Linked DNA regions of Homo sapiens: region 2 is linked to region 1. The links are chromatin loops, found by intact Hi-C in ENCODE. Cell type or tissue: pancreas. All regions are shown on one strand. Each heading gives the region's core, and the rest is flanking DNA. Links, peaks and the distances in the headings are about the cores only. Region 1 overlaps LHPP (phospholysine phosphohistidine inorganic pyrophosphate phosphatase). Region 2 overlaps FAM53B (family with sequence similarity 53 member B).

Region 1 (10,147 bases), core at 1,167-9,166:
GCTTGGGCTGTGTCAGCTTGAGCACGCCTGCTCCCCTGTGATCCACCCAGGATCTCAATGCCCCATACTTGTTGGGAGTGGACACTGGAGCCTGCCTGGACACCTGGCTCCCCAGGTGTCCCAGTCGTTGCCATGGCCCCTGCCAGTCTGCTCCTGACCCCTGGGGACTCTGGGCTGGCAGGCTCACCCACAGCCAAGGAATATTCATTCTGGGGAGCACAGTCCCTCCCACCCCTGGTTCCAGAGAGGGGAGGTCTTCCGCTCCATTCCCCAGAAGACACGAGATGGGGGGACCCAGCATGACTGCATGGGGGCGGACGGAGGCCTCCCCGGTGGGTGATGCCGGGTGAGGCACATACCCGTCTGTCAGATCAGTCCTGGGGAGGCTGCCCCTACCCCCTCCAGCTCTGCTGGGCTCTCAGCATCAGCCATCCGAGGGGCCTCGCAGGGTCACCCCACTGCTGTCACCAGGCTTGGCTGCGAGGCCAGGGTGCGGCAGCTCTGGGAAGGCACAATCACTGTCCCAGGAGAGGAACTGGTGAGATGCCGGCAACTCTGGGTATGAGCTTAACTCTACAACCACAGTTTATAAATCGTTGCTTTTAGTATGCATTTTTTGTTTGTTTGTTTTTTAAAAAACAGGCTGAACAAAATGCTAACTGTGGTTCCTTTTGGAAGGTGGGATTGTGGATTATTTTCTTTGTGATTTTCTGTATTTTCCAAAGAAGGCATGCATTTCTTATATTATCAGAAAAAAAAATATATTAATTTTTAAAAGAAAAAAATTGAAGGTGCCATAAAAAATGTACAAACTAGAAGGATTAATAGAATCCCAAATATATAAAGTGGCTTTTCTGTGCGCTGCTGTGCTGGGCCCAGACAGGCCCCACGGACCCCTCCACACAGCTGAGAAGTGCAAGATACAGCCCAGCCGCCGCCACCATGGGCAGCTGAACTCCTCACGGCTAGTGGCCCTGGCAACCTAGAAGTCCCATCTCCAGAAAGGCCCTGAGCCCAGAGAAGACTCCCTGTTTTGAGGCCCCAAGGCTCAGCCCTTGTGGGGCTCCCAGACCTCCGCCTTCCCAGGGCACCTCTGCCGTTCCCAGTCAGCACATCACCGCAGCCACGGTACAGCCACCTGCGCCTGCACTGTCCTCGCTGGAAAGATGGCTGTGGGATGCGGGCAGACCCCGCACCTGGGCCGACCGGGGGTGTCTAGGGGTCTGGAGGACAGGCAGTGTCTACCCTCAGGTTGGCCACAAACTCCTGTCCCTCTGGGGAGTGCGCCCTGCCAACCCCTGTGGGGGCCATACAGGAAGGAGCAGCCAGGGAGGTGGAGTCTGGGAGGATGAAGGCTTGTACTGCCCGAGCTGGAACGGGGGCATTTTCTCTCCCAGTCAACCCTCGGACAAGGCCCTGTCCAGGTATCCAGCCCCCTGACAGGTACAGCCTGAGGACCCGCTGGGCCCACACCCTGAGATGGGCATGGGTGGCAGTGAGGTGTGGCACAGCAGCCCCCACTCACAGGGCACACGCAGTGCAGGGGCAACGACAGACACTCAACCCAGAGCTGCTGCATCCCCACTGTGGCAAGAGCCATGGGCAGGCAGGGACCGGGGAGAACGACCGTGACGGGGCCTAGATGTGCAGGACCCTCAGCCTCGGTCAGGGAGACGGCTGGACACCACTGATGAAAGGCAGGCAGGCGCGTCCACAAAACCCCATGAACGTGAGGGGAGGCGAGAGGGCAGAGGGGAGAGTAGGGGCAAGGAGGCGATCAAGAAGAGGCAGCAGGGCGGGGTGAGCCCCTGGAAGGAGGCAGAGAGGTGGGCTTCTGGGAAAAATGGGCCTCCAGCCTGGCTGGGCCCCAGGGTGCACAGGGCTGGGATGGGGACCAAGGTCTTCTGGTAACTGCCCCCTCCCCCAGGCTGGTACCAGCCTGCCCCTCTCTCTGGTCCCCACCTGGGGATGCAGGAGAGCTGCAGGCTGAACTGGAGCAGGAGAAGCTCTGATGCAGGAGGCGGCTCCATTCCCCCAGCGCCCTCTCCAGTCCCAGGGAGACCCTGGACCTGAGCACACAGGCTGGAAACAGACTGCCAGGGCCCAAGTCCCACCTGCTGGCTGCATCCCCTCAGGTGGGTCCTAACCTCTCTGTGCCCTCACCTGTAGGTGGAGATGTATTCGTACCTCTCTGGCTGTTGTGCAGGTATCTGTAAACACATAAGTGCTGGATAACTTCAAGGTCAGTAAATAAGTGAAGGCGCTTGGTGGCTGAGTCCCACAGCCTGGGGTCACAGTCCGATCTGTGCAAGCCCCGTGCCCACCAGAGCCACTGAAGGCATCTGTGTTCCATGCTGGCCCGAACGCCAGCCCCAGACCCCAGACTGCCCCAGGTGCTGGTCAGCTCTAACTGCGGTCCCAGGCACAGTGGGAAGGTCATGGGGGCAAATGCAGATGGAGCCTTTGGTGAGGCAGCCACCGAGTCTGCAGGGGCTTCCAACTCCAGGAGCCTCAGCTGGAGAGGTGTCTCAGGAGAGACCCCTCAAAGCCCCCTCCTGCTGTCCGTTTCATGTCTGGACAGGGACAGCATGTGGGCACAGGGCACTCTGCGAATGACCAGATGTCAGCATCTCCCCAGGTAGGAGCTGGGGAGGCAGCACCCTTGCAGTGGGGAAGTAGGGGTGAAGGAAAGGTCACCCCATCTGGGCCGGGGCCTGGCCCGCCCAGCCCACTCCACTCTGGTCTCCAACATTGCAAATTTGTGCAAATACCATTAGAGCCCTCCCCAGTGTCCAGCGTGTTCTAAGAAGCCCTCGTAGCTTGTACTGAGGGATGACGTCATGGGAACTCCCACCCACAGAAGCCCTCCAGGGCCTCAGTGCCCCCTCGAGTGCCCAAGGCATTTGCCTAGACACACACTGTCCCCACGGGTGGTCCCAGGCTCACGCGGGGGTCCTGCAGACAGGCATGAGACTTTCGAGCCTCAGCCTGCCATTCGAGATATGCTAGGGACACCAAACGCCCAGGTGGAATTCCTCAGGGTGGCCATGAGCCGCAACTCCGTTAGGTCTGGGGCTAGCAGAGGCTGGCTCTTCTGCCACCTCAGGAACTGCATCCCATGTGGCCATTTTGAGCCACAGGCAATGTTCTTGCAAGGCAGAGAGCTCCTTCCTGGGCTCTTTCCACAATGAACGCCCGCCACAAAGCAGCCCTCGATAAAGTCAGCCTCCCTCTGATCAAGTTTGGCTCCAGCCCAAATTGTCTATCCTGGTACTGCAGGCTGGTCGTGTCGGCTGTGTCCCCCAAGCACAGTGTGCAGGGGCAGCGGCCCACCTCCAAGCTGCCTCTTGGTGACTCACCATTCTGGGTGGCTCAGAATACATCGCACTCCAGGACTCAGGCACACTGCGTGGGTATGGCAGGCTCTCCTCCGGCCATCCCAGGGCCCAGGGCCACTTTGTGATTTGGGGGGCCCCTTCCTCCATTAAAAAAGCTGTTAAATAATTTAATGGATTTTTGAATTATTATTTCTAAAGTGAGAAAAAACATTAAAACATTTTCTTTGGCCCTAAATGTTCCAGAGATATTTTCCTTCTAATTTTAAAATAAATTAAACATTTTCTTGAGCCCCTAAAGGCATCGTGTGTCCAGAACCTGCTAAAGAAGTGAGCCCAGGTTCCTCTGGATCCAACTCCCGGGAGATCTGGAGCCTAGATCTAGGGCCAGAACTTAGGAGGACTCTGCCCCCTGGTTTTGGTGGCCACCTCAGTGCAGCCTTTGGGGTCCCGGGGCCTCTGTAGGGCCGGCTGGAGAAGATGCTCTTTCTCTCTGCTGCTGCTGGAACCCTGCCTGTGAGTCAAACCATGGAGCACCGTGAACCCCAAGCCACGTTCCAGGCAGCCAAAGTGCAGGGGTGTGCGAGGCCACCCCGAGCAGCCCCGGATCCCCAGCAAAAATGTCACTCAAACTGCAAAGGCAAAACTCAGCTTAAGGGAGCAGGCCAGTGGGGCCAGGAGCACGAGGCTGTGCTGTGCCTCAGGGTGAAGGGCGCTCGGGGAAAGGGAAACTGAGAGCCGTCAGTGGGGTTGGTGGGCGAGCGGCTCCAGGCAGTGGTGAAAAGGCCCCATCCTGCGCAGCCCCCCTGGCCCTAGCCTGGCCACGAAGCAAAGCGGGAGAAACCAGGCTGGGTCCCCGGCCGCAAGTCCCTGCCGCCCCCTGGTGGGAACCCACAGCCGTGTGGACCTGGAGGGCCAGGGCAGGGCTATGTGCCTGGGCTGCAGGACCCTGCTTAGGTGGGAGCCCTCCTTGTCTCGGGAGGCCACAGCACAAGGCACACCTGCCCACCCACCCACAGCATCTCCACCGAAGCGCACAGACACAGAAACAGCACGGCGCTGCATGAACGGCTGGGCCAGGGCACCTGCAGGTAAACCCTCCCCTCCCCACGGTTATCTGGGGACCCAAGTTTCCCTAAATAATCATACTGATGAGAACACCAAGAAAATGAGCAGAAGCGGGTAACTGCTGAACCCTTGCTGTGTGCCAGGAAGTGCGGTGAGTGCTTTTGGCAGGATATCTCATTCTGGTCTCCCCAGCCGTAGGTGGTAGGTACTCTTATTATGTCTATTTTATTTTTTTGAGACAGGGTCTCGCTCTGTCGCCCAGGCTGGAGTGCAGTGGTGCAATCTCAGCTCAATGCAGCCTCAACCTTCTGGGCTCAAACAATCCTCCCACCTCAGCCTCCTGAGTAGCTGGGACTACAGGTGTGTGCCACCATGCCTGACTAATTTTTTTTTTTTTTTTTGAGACAGGGTTTTGCTCTGTCGCCCAGGCTAGAGTGCAGTGGCACGATCTCAGCTCACTGCAACCTCTACTTCCCAGGTTCAAGTGATTCTCCTGCCTCAGCCACCCGAGTAGCTGAGATTACAGGCGTGAGCCACCACGCCTGGCTAATTTTTGTATTTTTAGTAGAGGCGGTCTCGAGCTTCTGGCCTCAAGTGATCCGCTCTCCTTGGCCTCCCAAAGTGCTGGGATTACAAGCATGAGCCACCATGCCCGGCCAAATTTTTGTACTTGTAGTAGAGATGGGGTTTCGCCATGTTGCCCAGGCTGGCTTCAAACTCCTGGGCTCAAGCAATCTGCCAGCCTTGGCCTCCCAAAGTGCTGGGATTACAGGCAGGGCCACCTCACCCGGCCAACTCTGTCCATTTTAAAGATAAGGAAACTGAGGCCCGAAGTGCCCTGAGCAGGACGTGGCCTTGGGTGCTCGAGTGGCTCCGGAGCTGTGCTCATCTTAAAGATATGCCATTGCCTCCCCTTAAGCATTCCAGGTCCACACCCTGGAGAGCTCAGGACGAGGGGAGTCATTTTGGTTTCCTGATGGCAGACGAGCCACAGGAAAAACTTGGGGGTCCTCTGGTATGCCTCAGGACACCCCAGATTTCCTCAAATCACCCGATTCTCTCAATAAGAGGCCCCGAATAACCACTCTCTGCTAGAAGAAGCCCATCTGCCAACGTTGCTGCAAGCTTATTCTCTGATCCCTTGAGGCTCAACTAAAAATAATTCAACTCCTCCAATATTTAGAGAAATGAAGGGCCTTGAAATGTCAGGGAGGCAGCATAAATCCCAGGAAGTGCTTCCCTCCTCTGCCACGCCACGGCTGCAGGAGCTGAGTGGCTGTGAGAGCCTGCACTGGTCAGCAAACGTGGGCTCTGAGGACCATGACTGTCCAAGCAGTTATGACCTCTGGGCAAGTCAGAAACCACCTTGGGTCTCACTTTTCTGTAAAATGGGATGGGAGAGAAGGAGCTAGTTAATTCCCAGGATTCTCCCAGGCATGCGAGTCTCAGAACAACAAATGGACTATCTGGCAACACAATTTCATCCTCCGTCTCTTCCAGGGTCTCAGCAGCACACTCTTCATAGCAGCTGCACGGCCCAGGGCAGTGGTGTGTGGCCCCCAGGTATGGGGCCACAGCGGGCAGGGGGTCCACCCCACCACTTGGGGGGAGGGAGGCCTGTCCACTATCTCCCCTCTGGCAGGCACAAGGTGGAACAGCTCAGAACAAACAGCCTGCTGCTCCTGTGAAGCCACTGGAGTGGGCACTACAGATGCTCCACAGCATCAAAGCCTCCCTTCCTCACAAAAAACATCCCAAAGGGCTGAGAGAAGGCACCCAGGAGACCTCACTGCCAGGAAGTGGAAAGGCAGCAGCAAGGCTGGGAGCTGCTCAGGCCCAGGGAGGCTTACAGACCCCAGGGAGAGTGACCGTGGGTGGGGAGGGTGCTCAGCAAGCTCCTGAAGCCCCACATGGTGAGCCCCGCATGGTGACCCCACATGGTGACCCCGCATGGTGACCCTGCATGGTGAGACTCGCGTGGTGACCCTGCATGGTGAGACTCGTGTGGTGACCCTGCATGGTGAGACTCGCATGGTGACCCCGCATGGCGGGCCCCGCAGGTGGGAGGACCCAGCAGGTGGGTGGGCCTGGGGTGGGAGGCTCAGGGAAGGGGGCCTGGAATGGCAGTGCCTTGGGGCAGTGCTCAGTCAGAGTGGGGTCAAGGACACCACCGAACCCCCAAGAAGGTCTCCTGTCCACCATGGCCCCTTGGCCGTGTCCTTCCCTTTCAGCACACTCGTGGGCCCTGTGGCAGCACATGAAAGGGGCACAGACCCACACACATTCATAACGGGGCGACTCAAGCCAGCAGCTTGTGTCCATGCAGCCTAAATTACTCGCACCCGTGAGAGCTCCGAAGTCTCGGGTAATATCAGCCCGGCCCATGGGCACTGCAGTGGGGCCCACAGGAGCAGGAAATGGGGAAGCCAGCTCCTGGGCCACCTGGCTTTCTGGCCTCAGTTTCCTTGTCTGAGAAGCGGGGGCAGCTGAAAATGGGTGCCCTGTGGGGACTGCCTGGCTGCCATCTCTCACGAGCACGGTCCGCAGACACCATCTTGTGGGACTGGGGAAGGGCTTTGGGAAGTTTGGGGCTCATGGTGTCTGCTGCAGGCCTAGTGCTGAGCAGTGGACAGGAGTCTCCACCAGTCCCACCAGCCTTCGATGGGGCCAGCCTCCCCGCATCGCCAATGGCACAGCTTGCTCCGGGCTGGGCCCGCCTGCTGCCCGCTATCTCTGATCCCTGATTCATGAGGCCACCCACAGCTGCCAGTCCAGGTCCTCATGTCTGGCAACAAGGAGGATCTCACGGGCAGAACCCTGACACCCCCAACAGCTCACGGGCCCCCATGCACCCCACAATCACCATGCTCCCAGGATCTCTCGAGGTAGCTGGACGGTGGCTGGGGAAGCAGGGAGACTGGGCGAGTGAGGTGGGGCCGCCAGCAGCGGTGCTGGGGTCAGCCAGGCTCCGGGTGCACCAGGTTGCTGTGAATGTCTCTGATTCTCAAATTCTTTACTTAAAATCTGGAGATGATGAAATTTACCTTAAGGCTTACTGTAAATAAGGAGAAAAGTGCTTGTATGTTCCCTAGCACATTCTAAGTGCTAGATTATTCTGAAAAGATGGCTGTTACTTTTATTATTTATATATTACATATGCTGTGTTTATGATTTTTGTTGCTGGAGAGGTCGGGGAGCCTGGGCAGCCTGGCATCCCACAGCAGAGCCAGGGCTCCATTCCTTCATCTCTCAGCAGCAGAGGGACCTCAGAGAGCTTCCAACACGACCCACCAGGATGCACTGTTCTAGCCAATCCTCCCCGATCTGTCTGGTTCCCTAGGCTTGGAGCTGCCGCAGGGAATTTAAGTATCTCAGGATTCCAGAGGTCTTCTGCCAATGGCGGGGGGTCTGTCCTGCTTCCTGCCTTCAGGGGTCCCTTCCAAAATGGCACCAGGTACCCCTCCCCTCACTCTAACCTTGCAGCCCTGCCCTGCCTGTCTCTTGACATCCCCCAGCCCTCTGGCTCACAGAGCCCTCAGGGAGGTTCTTCTCTGGCTCTGGGATACACAGCAGGGTCTCTGGGCCCCAGCAGCTTGGCCTCCCTGGAGCCCAAAGCCTTGGCCTGTCCATGTCCTGCCCTGACCCACCGGGCTGGGGGCTTTCTCAGGGTGGAGGGAGAGGGGCCGGAACAATGGCCCAGCCGGGGAGCTTCCATCCAGCCTGGCTGGGGTGGCCTCGGAGCAGGAGCAGGAGTCTATTTGGGACTGCATGCGGGAACACTACCGCTTCCTCTTTCCTGGTTCCAGACAGGTTAACCCCTTCTTCTCCCTCCTGCTGACTACTGCCAGGACAAAACAAGGACTGACTTCCAGCCCCAGACAGCATCCCTGAAAGCCACAAGGCCTCTGGGCAAAATACTCGGGAGCAAGCCAAAAGGCAGGCCCAAGCCCATGGACCGCAGGGCCAGTCTGCACGCACACGCGGCAGGGGTGGAAAAGCCCGGGGACCCAGTGCCGGCCCCAGCCCCCACCTTACAGGCCTGCTCCACCCCGGCTTCCGCGTCTGTAACAGGGCAGAAGATCACTGGTTCTCAAGCCTTTCCAGTGGTTTTAAAGCAGCAGAACCTCCCACCCCAGCCCAGGGGAATCCTGCCTGGGACCCCGGAAGAGATGAGAGCTTCTCTGGCTGAATTAGGGGAGGTCCAGGGGCCCCACCTTGATCTCCCCAGTTCCCCTGAGGGAGCAGAGCAGAACTGGTGCTCAGGGGCCCACGGCCTGAGGAGCCTGAAGCAGCTGCTCTTGCAGCCCTGTGGCACTGAGCTGATTCAACAGGCCTGAGTGTCTCCTCCTGATACCTGGCCTCTGGCCCACAGGTCTTCACAGCATGCACCCCTAAAGGCCAGCAAGGTTTAAACACCCACCAGACTAGGCCAGGCATGGCGGCTCACGCCAAGCTAATTCCAGCACTTTGGGATCCCGATGTGGGAGAATCACTTGAGGCCAGGAGTTTAAGACCAGCTTGGGCAACATAGCAACAGCTTTGTCTCTACAAAAAAAAAAAAAATGTTTTTTTAATTAGCCAGGCATTGTGGCATGTGCCTATAGTCCCGGCTACTTGGGAGGCTGAGATGCGAGAATCTCATCAGAAGTCGAGGCTGCAGTGAGCTATGATTGCACCACTGCACTCCAGCCTGGGTGACAGAGCAAGACCATGTCTTAAAAATAAAATAAAAGCAAACCACAGGACTAACTTAAAGCTGTGTGGAAACAAATGGAACTGACAGTAACCACCACATGTGGCAGAGTGGTTCAGAGCATAGATGACGGAGTTCGACTCCCAGGGTTCAAAGGCTGTGTGACCTTAGGCAAGTTACTTAACCTCTCTGCAAAGTGAGGACGATGTCAGTTCTCTCTCATACAGGCGTCTGGTGGGTAAACAAGCTCATGGAACAATTTCTGGTGGAGTGGGTCCTGCATCTGTCACTGTTGCGATCAGTGTTTTCCCAACAACCTTAGGAAGAAGACATGTTGCTATCGCCACACACAGTGGCAACGCTGAGGCACAGAGAAGTTAAGTAACCACCTATGGCCACACAATCGAGAGAGGTTTCACCCCTAGGCCACAGCCCGGGTGCCTGCGTGCTGTAACAATAGGCGCCGAGGACCCAGGAAGGAATGTTTCCCATGGCGAAATCTTTCAGATGGAGTCCAGGACACCTGAGAAAATACCAGATTCCATTGCTCTTTCTTTCCCTTTCCTTTCCAGGCCTAGAACTACTTGTAAGGCCTCACTGCTACTTTATACGGTCAGGTCAACAAGATCCTCTCCACCTCGTGTCAGCCAAAGCCACACCACCGACAGCGCCAGCCTGGGGAGCACCCCCCTCGCCGCAGCAGGGCCCCAGCCCGAAGCCCCGAGAGCGCATAGGAACCTGCCAGGCACCGGGCGGGAAGGACGGGCGCTCACAGCGGTCTCGCCTGTCTCCCGGGGGCCTCACTGGGCCTCAGAGCTTCCTGCAAGGCCCCTCACGTGATCCGCTTTTACAGACAGGGAAGGAAGCATGCAGGGGTGAAGTGGCCCAGGCAGGTCAATGGTTAGGTCGTGGGTCTGAGATCTCATCCCCTGCCCTTGACCCCAAAGCCCAGGCCTTTCCCCGGCCCTAGGCCAGGGCTGGTCAGGCTGAGAGCCTCCGGACCTCCCGTCTAAGCCGTCCTCGGCCTCCGACGTGCCGGTGCTGCCCTCTT
Region 2 (10,147 bases), core at 1,294-9,293, 200 kb before region 1:
TTTAGGGGAGAATCCCGAGCTCAGGGCTTTGGAGAGGTTTTTACCCTCAGCTTCTGCTTTGCTGCAGCTGTCCTTTTTGTCAGACTCTTCCTCTTTTGAAAGAACCGGTTCGTTGCCAACACAAAGCACATGGCCGGAGCTGGCGGGGCTCAGCGAAGCTTAGCTCTGCTGGACTCTCCTCCTCCTTGCCTCGTCCGGCTGCTACCCTCCCCTCCACGCCACAAAACAGGGTCTGGCCAGGGGACTTGGGTGCTGGGAGGAGTGTTGATTGTTCTCCCTCAACTCCTTTCTGAAATGTCAGTCTGATCATCCAGGGAGAGTTTCTGTTTAAACTTGTCCAACGGATACACTTTCCAAAAATCATTGACTCTCTTTCTCTGATTAATTTGTTTGTTTCCTGCCTAAGTTTGAGGGTTTTTTCTGGATGGCTGAGTCACCTTTATTATGGCTCAAGGTTGGGGACGGCACTGTAATAGCTGACCCCATTAACAGCAGTTTCATTGCCTGCCTGGATGTGAACTTTGGAAACAAACCCAGAGGCTTAGATATGCTGATGTACCCTGAGACTTGCTTAGAAAATTTTTGTTGTAGCGCAGTTTACATTAACATGATTAATGACTGCGCCACTGAAAAGTCCATATTCAAAAGCAATTTACCGTTCCCTAGGGTTCTTCTTACAGTGAAGTATTTTTCTTTGCCAAACAACTTTGTTTTAAGGTAACTTCTTTGATGCTTAATCCAAACCTCCTGTGCACAGCGTTTTGGGGCAAGATTTGGGCTTCGTGTATTGCGGGTTGTGGTTTTGGTGGTGCCTGTCTTAACCTCACCGAACTTAGGTCAGGGAGAACTCGGATTCTTATCTAAGAAAGTTCTCTGAGATCCTGAGCAACAGAGTGCTGTGCTGGCTAGGATGGGAGGAAATCTTCCAGAGGAAACTTGGCTTCTGGGTGTCTTGGAGTGATGCGAGGAGGCTGGAGCTGAAGATTTTATTTTCTTTCCCCTCACAGTGATTGGAGATACTTGAGCTTTTCTGAAAAATAGAGACGTCCTTGGGTTTTTCTTGTCGTTTTTTTTGTTTGTTTGTTTTTTTGTTAAATGTGGGTTGATTGAGAGGGGGAAATGCTGATGGGTGGATCTGAAAGCAGCCTTAGGAACCCGAGAAAATAAAAACACGTTTGAAGGACTCTGGAAGATTTTGCATTTCAAAGGGTCTACCTTGTAGAATTTCACATCACGTCAGGGGTTACAGAGGAGTGTGACAGGCACCCCCGCTTTAATGGTTCTCCGTCTCTCCTGCTGTGGGGGCTGCACGGGGAAGCTGGCTTTTGCATGGGGGATGGGGGACAGCTTGGCCAGACCACGCTGGACTATCATGGAGACCACATTGCCTCTTGGGCATCTGTAAGTCTCGGGAAGGACTTTTTTCACGGTGCCAGTCTCAGGAGGGTGAAAGCAAATCATGTTCGTAAACAGCCCATTTGACCTCAGAACGCAGTGGCAGGCTAACTCCTGACTTCTCCACTCACTCTTTTTGTTCTCTTGTTAAACAAAGAAACAGATTCTTCCCCTGCGCTAGTATAATATGATTCCCAAGGATTTAGCTGAAATGGGTGCAGATTGTTCAAAGAATAATGGCAGCACCCACTGGTTGTTGAAGGCCCACCCTGGGCCCTGGGCTTTGTATACACTCTCTAATTCTCAAAGCAAACCTGCAGTTACAGCTGAGGCTCAGAGAGGCCAAGTAACTGGCCCAAGGCCACATAGCCGGAAGGCAGAAAGCCAGGAAGGAGCTCTATTCCTTCAGAGCCTGGTTGCTTTCCATATGCCCTGCTGTGTGTTCATATGATAGAGGCACTGGGTTCTGTTTTATCTCAAAGCAGAAATTTTGTTTAGTCTTGTTAACACCACAGAGAAACCTAGAACTTTTAACTGCCTTTTCCCCTCCTCTCCCCTCTGCTATGGCTGTGTGTTTTTTTGTTTTTTGTTTTTTTTTTTTTGTTTTTTGGAGTGATTGGAATCTGTATGTACTGTAGGACCAAAGGCAGTGAGTGCCATAGTTTGGGAGGCTGAGATGTTTTGCTTCAATCTCAGAAAAGGCAGATTCACAAGAAAACATTTCCAGTGACCTTCTGGGGGAAACAGGAAGTAAACCTGGCAGCCCACTGGAAACACCACCATTTATTCAGATTCCATTTTCCATTCAGAGAGATTCTTAAAAGTGTTTCCAACTTTTTTTTCTTTTTGCATTTGTAATTCAGATGTCTCAAAGTAAATTATGATGTGGTGGTTGCCACTCCAGGTCTGTACAATATCATATTTTGTTTACGTGCCTAAAGTAATCAAGTAACTGAACACAATTGTATATCCTCCAGTGTGACTGAACTTGGTACGCCCCAGCCAGGGCTGGGCAGCGGCCCTGCATTCTGTCTCAGACAGATGGTTCTTTGCAGGTTGCTTCTCGGGGGGGTGTGAGTGTGCGTGTGTTTTGAAGGAAGAATAAGGAGACCCATCTCTAGCAAGGCCTGCCTGGCCAGGCATGCTGTCCTTTCTGCCCCTGAAGAGTTTGTAGGAGCGTGCTGGGGCCCCTGTGCTCTGAACTTCTAGAAGCTAGAGTAAAGTAATGGTTCTGAATATTGGCTGCACATTAGAGTCACCTGGGAAGGTTGGAAAAAAAAAAAAATCCAGATGCCCAGGCTGCATTCAGGCCCAATTACATCACAATCTTGGAGAGGGGGGCAGCAACCCAGCATTGGTATCTTTAAAGTTCCTGAGTCGATTCTCTTGTGCATCCAAGACTGAGGAGTGAGGGCTGTAATAGACCCCATGCATACCTACGGGTCGGTTCCTTAGTTTCCCTATTCCTTAGCAGGAGATTGGGGGCTTTCGTATTCGGGAGCGGAGCAAACCTATTGGCATTTGCTGCTGCTGCTGCTGCTGCTCTGTCTTGGTGAAGTGGCATCTGAAGGGCACCCATCCCTAGGGGAAGTGTCTGCTGTGGGCATCATCGAGGTCATTTCTGTTTCTGCTGGGCCAAGATTCAGCACAGTCCCTTTGAACCACCTTCTTTCCAGATTGAAGGGGGCAGATTTTACTCAGGCTGTGGTTTCAGGGCAGTTCTCATGCAGGCCCTGCCTCCCCACAGTCCTAGTGGTCTTGTTCTTTCTGGGGATTTGGCATACCGTGTGCCCCTGGGGCTCAGGGGAGGAAAGATGCAGTTAGGTTCCAGGGCATATCCTGGCAACTCCCAGTGAGTGGTGAGTCTTTTTCACCCAGGTTTGCAGTGAATGTCACTCTGTCAGCTCAGAGCCTGTCTTCCTGTGAACATACTCAGGATTACATTTCATAGAATTGTGTTTAGAATGGCCAGGGGGCTTGGAGAGTGAGAGCTTCTTGGGCCTGCTGATGTAACCTTCTGGAAGAGAAGTCCGATCCTTAAGAGGTGAGGTGACTCTCCCAGGGTCCCGTAGCCAGTTGTCAAAGGTGCAGACTCTGTCTCCTGAGTCCCTGCCCTACTGCTGTGTTCTCATGACGTGGAACCTTAATTCCTGCTTGCAAGACAGCCTGCTTTAGCGTAGACCAGCAGGTGAACTTGATCATTGCTCACAGAGTTCATTAGCCAAGTGAAACATGCTACCCATCCCCCGTCCCCACCCCCCAGTCCCAATGGAAGGTGCTGAAACCTTGTAAAGGTGAGCTTGCTGAAAAAGGTTTTGGCCTCTTTGCCAAAAGTGTGTCAGTCTGCCCGGCTGTGTTGTGGTGGTGGTGAGTAGTGAATAAGGGCTCTTCCCCCTGTGGGGAGTTGGGTTTGGGCCGAGTGAAGGGAGAAGAGGAGAATTGCTATTTTTCTCAGGGCTGCAATTTCCACATTCATTTAGCAGACATTGATTGGACATCTGCTGGGTGTCCAGTGTGGAGCCGGGCACTTTGCTTCATTAGTTCATTTAATCCTCAGCACAACCTGTGGCTCAGGGACTAGCCCGATTTCATTGCTGAAGACATGCTGCCTGCAGAAATCACTCACCCCAGGTTGGGATTTGAACTTGGCCCAGCTGACCTCAGCCCTGTATTCTTTCTACCACACCCTGCTGCTTTTCCATCCAGTGCTCACCAGGGGAGGAGAGTTCCTGCTGTAAGACACGTGCATTGCCCAGTGGGCGTTCCCTGGCAACTCCTGCCTGGGTGCCATGCTGCAGCTTCTAGGAGGGGGCGTGGGTGGGCCCTCGAGCTCCTGGATAGCTGGGTTTGTACAGGTCCTGTCTGGGGCCGCTGTGTGTCCTGGCAGCTGGACTGTGCCTTGTGCAGGAGAGGCGGCTTATGCAGGTTCCAGTTGCTGCTGCCTGCCCCCACCCCGTGGAGGCCACCCTCCCTCCCAGGCTGCCCTCTGGCTGAAGCCTGAAGCACCCTGACAGACAAAGCCCAGCTGGGAGAGGCCTCGGCCCTGCCTGGAATTCCCCTTGCTCTGGCATTGGCCTTGGCCATGGGCCTGGGAGCAGAGGGAGGTTCTGTCCGCTGGCTGGGAGCAGCTTCTCTGCATGTTTGGAAGTGGAAAGACTAAGTTCTCTGCAGCTGGGTGTCTCCATGATCTGGGTGAGGAGAAGGAGCCTGGCTCCTGAGCCCGGGGGAAAAGAGGTCTGTGGTTTTGAGTCTCCAGAAGGAGTGCAGGATGCGGGGAAGCCCCTCTGTGGCATGATCCTGGGGACCGGGCCGTAGGAACCGCTCTCCCCTGTAATCCCTTTGGCAGTCAAACGATTCAGTTTCCTGGCTGGAAGGTAGTGGGCACAGACTGCCTACTTGCTGGACCTAATTTGCCCTGTAACCCTCACTGGGCCTCTGATTTCTCACCTTGCTGGTCCTGCCACCCAGCGTTTTTAGGAAGATCAGTTTAGAGCTTGTTTGAGAAGCCCCTTGCAATGGGCGTAGTGCCTTGCAGAGCAGTGCCAGGTAGGAGATGAGTGTGACTGGGCAGGCAGGGGTTCTGCTGCAAAGCCCATGGTCGGCTGCATGCCACCTAGGTGCTTCTTGTGGCTGCAGGAAGAATGGGACTGTTTGGCGTCACAGAGGAACTTTGGGCAGAGTCTAGGTGAAACCCAATTCTGTATCATCGAGGGCAAAAGTAGCATTCAGCTTTGGAATCAGAAGCCTGGGTTCAAATCCTAGGTCTGCCCTTTGCCCGCCATGCCATGTGCCTTTGAGCAGGCGACTGTCTCTCTGGCCCCCATTCCTTCTTCTGGAGTATGGCAGTGCTGACAGCACCCCCAGCCAGCCCATAGGTTCGGGGCCCTGAGTGAGACCACACCTGAGGACACTTAGAGCCCACCAGACATTAGTGAGTATCTCACGCAGCCTGTGGCAAGCGCGTGCTGTTGCGAGGACTGAAGGGAGGCTGGAAGGACATGAGTCAGGCAGGTTGCCCTGAGGAGGTCAGTCAGTGATGACAAGATACAGGACAGAGCAGAGGGGACTTCAACTGGAGTTGGGCTTGGCTGGACGGGTCAGGCTGGGGCGGATAGAGCCTTTTCTCCTCCAGCATCTTCCTCTCTCAGATAGCGTAGGGTTTTTTTCGGGAGGAAAAGTTGAAAGTATGCATTACAGTTTAGTTTGCAGTGTGTCTGTTACCAAGAGTTGAGACTGGTGAAATCTAAGTTTTCTCTCTAGGAAACGAAATCTTTTTTTACCAAAAGTGATTTACTTTTGCTCCTAAGCATAGAACGTTAAATGCATGTATGGGTCATGATGTGGCCTCACCGTCTTGGCTCTGCTGCCACCGACACTTCTGTGAATGAATTCTTTGGAAACCAAGGAATTAATGGCTGCATACCTACCTAGACTGAGAGTGAGGGGCCCACTTACCACCTTCTGGATTCTCTTTAGGTGCTTTGCAGTGGGCATCTTTGTTTTTTGTTCTTCCTCTCACGTTGGGGGAGCTGCCTTGGACACCTGGAGTCAGCGTCTTCCGGGTGCGGGTTATGTGGTTGCAGCTGGAGCGCCTGCCCCCAGCTCGGCCTGCGGTGTGATTCCGGCTGCTTCTAGATCCCTTTGCCACCTGAACCTGACCTCAGTCTGCAGGAGCAAGAGCTCATCTAAGCTTGCTGAAGCTTTGAAAGGAGCCCTTGGCTTGGAGGACAGAGGGAAGGGTCCAGGCTGTGCCGCTTGGCTTCTGTTGGTGCAGGCCTCTGACTCCTGACACGCCTATTCCCTGGGTCTGGTGAGCATCGCGCCTCATGAGTCTGGGGCTGGCTGGCATCCTGTGGGGTGAACAGGATGGACAGTCTTGACTCATGAGATTTCCTGCTGCACTTTGGGTAGCTTTGAGGGACACCCCTTTGTATGGAGTGTGAAGACTCATGCTGTTCACTAGGTTCTGGGAGGGGGCCCTGACTCCAGACTGTGACAGCCCCTCCCCTCTGGTGCTGGCCCTAGAGCGTCCTTTCCAGAGGACCCACCAAGGTGGCTGGGCATGGGTGGCCTTGAAGCAGACCTGCTAGGACAATGAGATCCTGAAGCTTTGTGAGCGAGGGCTGCATAAGGGAGGTCTCTGAGGTGTCTCGGCTGCCTCTGGTCTCATGGATGTGACAGAACTCATCTGCCAGGTGGAGCGTGTCATCCTCACCCACTGTGTCCTCCTTGGGTGTGTCACTGTTCCTGTGATGAGCACAAAACATACCTGCCATGGTGGTGGCCCCCAGGCTCAGTGCAGTTCAATCAATGTGGAGTAACAGCTACTATGTGTGTCAGACAAGTCGTCAGGCCCTGAGGAATTCAGAGATGGATCTACCGAATGTCTGATTTTAGGGAGCTCATAGCTCGTATTATGGACAGTCAGACTGCAGGTTTTTATTGAGGTTCTACTATGTGCTAGACACAGTGTAATAAATGAATGAAAGTGTGTTTACACAAGGTACTGGTGAGTTACACCGTCCTCTGGAAGTCATAGAAAGTCTCTCTAACTGAGCTGAAGAGAGGAGGGCAGGGAAGGCTTCCTGGAGGGGGTGACAGCTGACCTGAGTCTTGAAGAATGAGCAGGAGTTTAGACAGATGAAGAACGGGGAGGAGGAGACATTCGAGACCAGGAGAGCAGGTGTCCCCAGTCACAGCACCATGGGACTGTGTCAGGGAATCTGGGAGACCTGGAGCCTGAGTGAGACGAGTGTAGATTTCAGAGGGGAGCGGAGCTGATCTAGGTCAGGATGGCAGTAAAGGGAAGGGCGAAGGGCTGGGAGAAAGCCCACCTTCGGGGTGACACTGCCCAGGGGCCCAGCCTTTTGACCTTGGAGTGACCTTCCTGGAGAAGCATGAGACTAGCCTCTGAGAATTTTCATCAAGTGCCGCCTTGGCCAGAGTGATGTGGTCTTTGTTTATTTTTAGACAAAACTCTCGCATTTAGCAGGCGCCCTTGGGATTCCCAAGAGCTTCCAGAACTTCTTGTCTGTGCTGCGCTGGAACTAAAGAAGTCAAAGTTCTGGCGTTGTGTGAGTTGAAACAGTCTGATTCAGTGTAAAACTACCTTTTTTTTTTCTTTAAAGGGAAAAACAGGCACCTAACCGTGTTGGTGCGATGGAAGAGGGAGCTTCGGTGCCCCCTGGGCTCTGTCATAGCCTGTTCTCACTAGTGTTCTCAAAGGCAGGGGGAAGCTGCTGACACAGACACTCGAGAATGGCGGGCCTGAGTCACCTGACTCTTGGCGGCCAGTGCGCCTGAGGCCTCCACCGCCCTCAGATGCCAGCCCAGATTCCAGGCCCCGTTGACTGTGTGGCATGTGACCTGGGCCCAGAAGAGGAGAATTAAGAAAAATACTGAACCTGTGCAGAGGTGGAGGCGGAACTGCAGTTAGCAGCCCATCTTAGCTTTGGGGGGTGTGTTTTCCAAGGCTGGTAGGGTTTTGCTCATCTGCATTTACTCCTAAGGGAAGAAGAAAGTGAGTAAGTTAGCCACAGATGGTTTTGATTTTAACAGTAAACCTCTCTGTTCATCTCATTCCCGGGGAGGTTAGCACATGCCTTCACCTGTTAGAAAAGAAAGTAAAAGAGGATCTGGCCTGGCTGCGTCCGCATAGGCCAAAAGTTGAGCAGCAAACTGGAGTGAAAGAGCGTTATGACCAGAAGTAGGAGCAGAGAGGAGATCAGACACCTTGGGCTCAGGAGAGTACGTGATAGTCCACAGGTAAATGAGTTCTAACTTGCTTTGGGGAAAAAAAGATTTTTTTTTTTTTTTGTGATGGAGTCTCACTCTGTCACCCAGGCTGGAGTGCAGCAGTGGCGTGATCTCTGCTCAGTGCAACCTCAGCCTCCCAAGTAGCTGGGACTATGGGCGTGTGCCACTATGCCCAGCTAATTTTTGTATTTTTAGTAGAGACGGGGTTTCACCATGTTGGCCAGACTGGTCTTGAACTCCGGACCTCAGGTGATGCCCCCGCCTGGGCCTCCCAAAGTGCTGGGATTACAGGTGTGAGCCACTGCCCCTGGCCAAAAAACAATTTTTAAAAGCATGTGTGAGGTTCAGGTGAGTCCTTATATGTTACACATGATTTCAGGAAGTCATTGTTCTGAGACATGGCGTGGTGGCGTGCTCCTCTGCCATGGAGGAGCGTGGCCAGGGTGGTGTCCGTCTGCTCACCTGAGGAGCTCCCTGGGTCTGCCAGCTTCCTGCCTGGCCAAGCCCTTCCCCTGCACTTGTAAGACGACGACTGAGCGTGGCTGATCCTGCCCGGTTTCTGGGTGGATAGTGGAACCTGGGGGAACCAGGGTAGAATCCCTTATGGGAGGCAGCCATTGGCCTGGCCAGGCTTTGGGCGCTGTTGGAGACAGGGCTGAATTTTTAGCCCTGAGTGTAGGCACAGGCGAGAGCTGGAGCCCAGGCACTTGTTCCCTGTGTGGCTGGCTGCTCATCTCTGATTTAGCTTTGGCTCAATTTTTGTCCTACCCCCTGATTGCTACTGGAGCCAGCATGGTGGTCACAGCCACTGGTGTCTTAGGGCCCTGGAAGAGAAGACAGCAATCCCAGGTTGCCCTCTCCTCTGCTCAGGGCTGATCCTGGCAGACATGGAGGAGGAGATAGGCAGGAGGAGATAGGGAGAAGACTTGGGAGGGAGCTGGGTCTTCATGCCAAATGCAGGAAGAAACAAGCCATCGTTCAGTTCATGTTTGAGCTGCGTCAGCCCATGTGAAGGCCCCCACACCTCTGGGAAGAACTGCAGGGAGCATCTCTCTGGTCCCCGTCTCCAAGGTCGGGGAAGCATTTTACAGTTTTGGAGGTGATGCGGGGAAGGGCCACAGCCAAAACTTCATGTGGCAGTCTAGCATGCCACACCTCACTGGAATCCCGCACGCTAGAAGGGAGCCGCCTTGTGAGAGGTGTTCCAGTGAAGTGGAACCCCACCAGTAGGTGGTGGGATGGGCTCCAGAACAGTGTCTGGAACAGGAACTAGTAGAGCTCAACGTCTTAGATTCCTTAAAAAAAAAAAAAAGGTTGATTTTGTGTGTCTTAATAATTTCCTTTATAAATGGAGCCTCTTATAGTACAAGGCAGTACAGATGAGCCCAGACAGTTGGGCAGAATGTTGGGTAGGGCTGATGTCAGTTAGAAAAGCCTGAGAGAAGAAAGAGTAGGGCACAGAACCAGTGAAAAGGATCCCTGGGTTCTAGTGCTGCCACTTGATGGCTTTTGACTTCGGTTCAGCCACTTCACTTCTCTGAGCTGTGATTTTCTCATCTGTGGACTGGGAATAATAGTGCCTACTTAACAGAGCAGGAGGAATAAACAGGATAGTGCGAGTCCAAGCACCCAGTTCTTTCCCGTTTTCATTCACCCAACAAGTACTTTTTGAATGCCACTGTGCGTTAGGCTTCGCCGTTAATTCATATAACCACCCTGAGAAGTGAGTGCTGTTATTATTCCCTTTTTATAGATGAAGAATATAGGGTTCTGTGAGGTAAAGTGCCCAAGGTCATTTAGCTCATGGGCAGTAGTTCTGGCGTTTGAACTCCCAACTTTAGGATTGGCAAACTATAGCCTGGTGACTAAATCTGGCCCACTGCCTACATTTGTAAATAAAGTTTTATTGGGACACAGCCACATCCGTTTGTGTAGGTAATGTCTGTGGCTACCTTCACACCACAGCAGCAGAATTTATAGACCACAGGGTCTACAA

The links. A loop is a pair of places that touch in the nucleus more often than their neighbours do. Peaks named below come from ENCODE experiments on the same cell type or tissue, not always from the same donor. Only the 100,000 strongest peaks of a DNase experiment are listed, where the experiment ranks them.
Region 2: it touches region 1 in a loop (2.2-fold over the local background); 107 of 110 quality-filtered maps call a loop at or near these places.

Annotation. Positions count from the first base shown.
Region 1 is chr10:124,534,393-124,544,539 of GRCh38, reverse strand. All of the region lies in intron 6 of LHPP (phospholysine phosphohistidine inorganic pyrophosphate phosphatase), which reads right to left. Among named protein-coding and RNA genes, the nearest start is that of LHPP, 78 kb to the right of the region's middle. RefSeq lists an enhancer at 4,203-4,703. In pancreas, for the core only: a CTCF peak has its summit at 4,213 (motif pointing left); DNase peaks (open chromatin) are centred at 1,253, 4,259 and 6,599.
Region 2 is chr10:124,730,894-124,741,040 of GRCh38, reverse strand. All of the region lies in intron 1 of FAM53B (family with sequence similarity 53 member B), which reads left to right. Among named protein-coding and RNA genes, the nearest start is that of FAM53B, 8.4 kb to the left of the region's middle. RefSeq lists enhancers at 7,489-7,568, 7,634-8,176. In pancreas, for the core only: no CTCF peak of the experiment used is centred there; a DNase peak (open chromatin) is centred at 4,350; H3K27ac peaks cover 2,222 bases.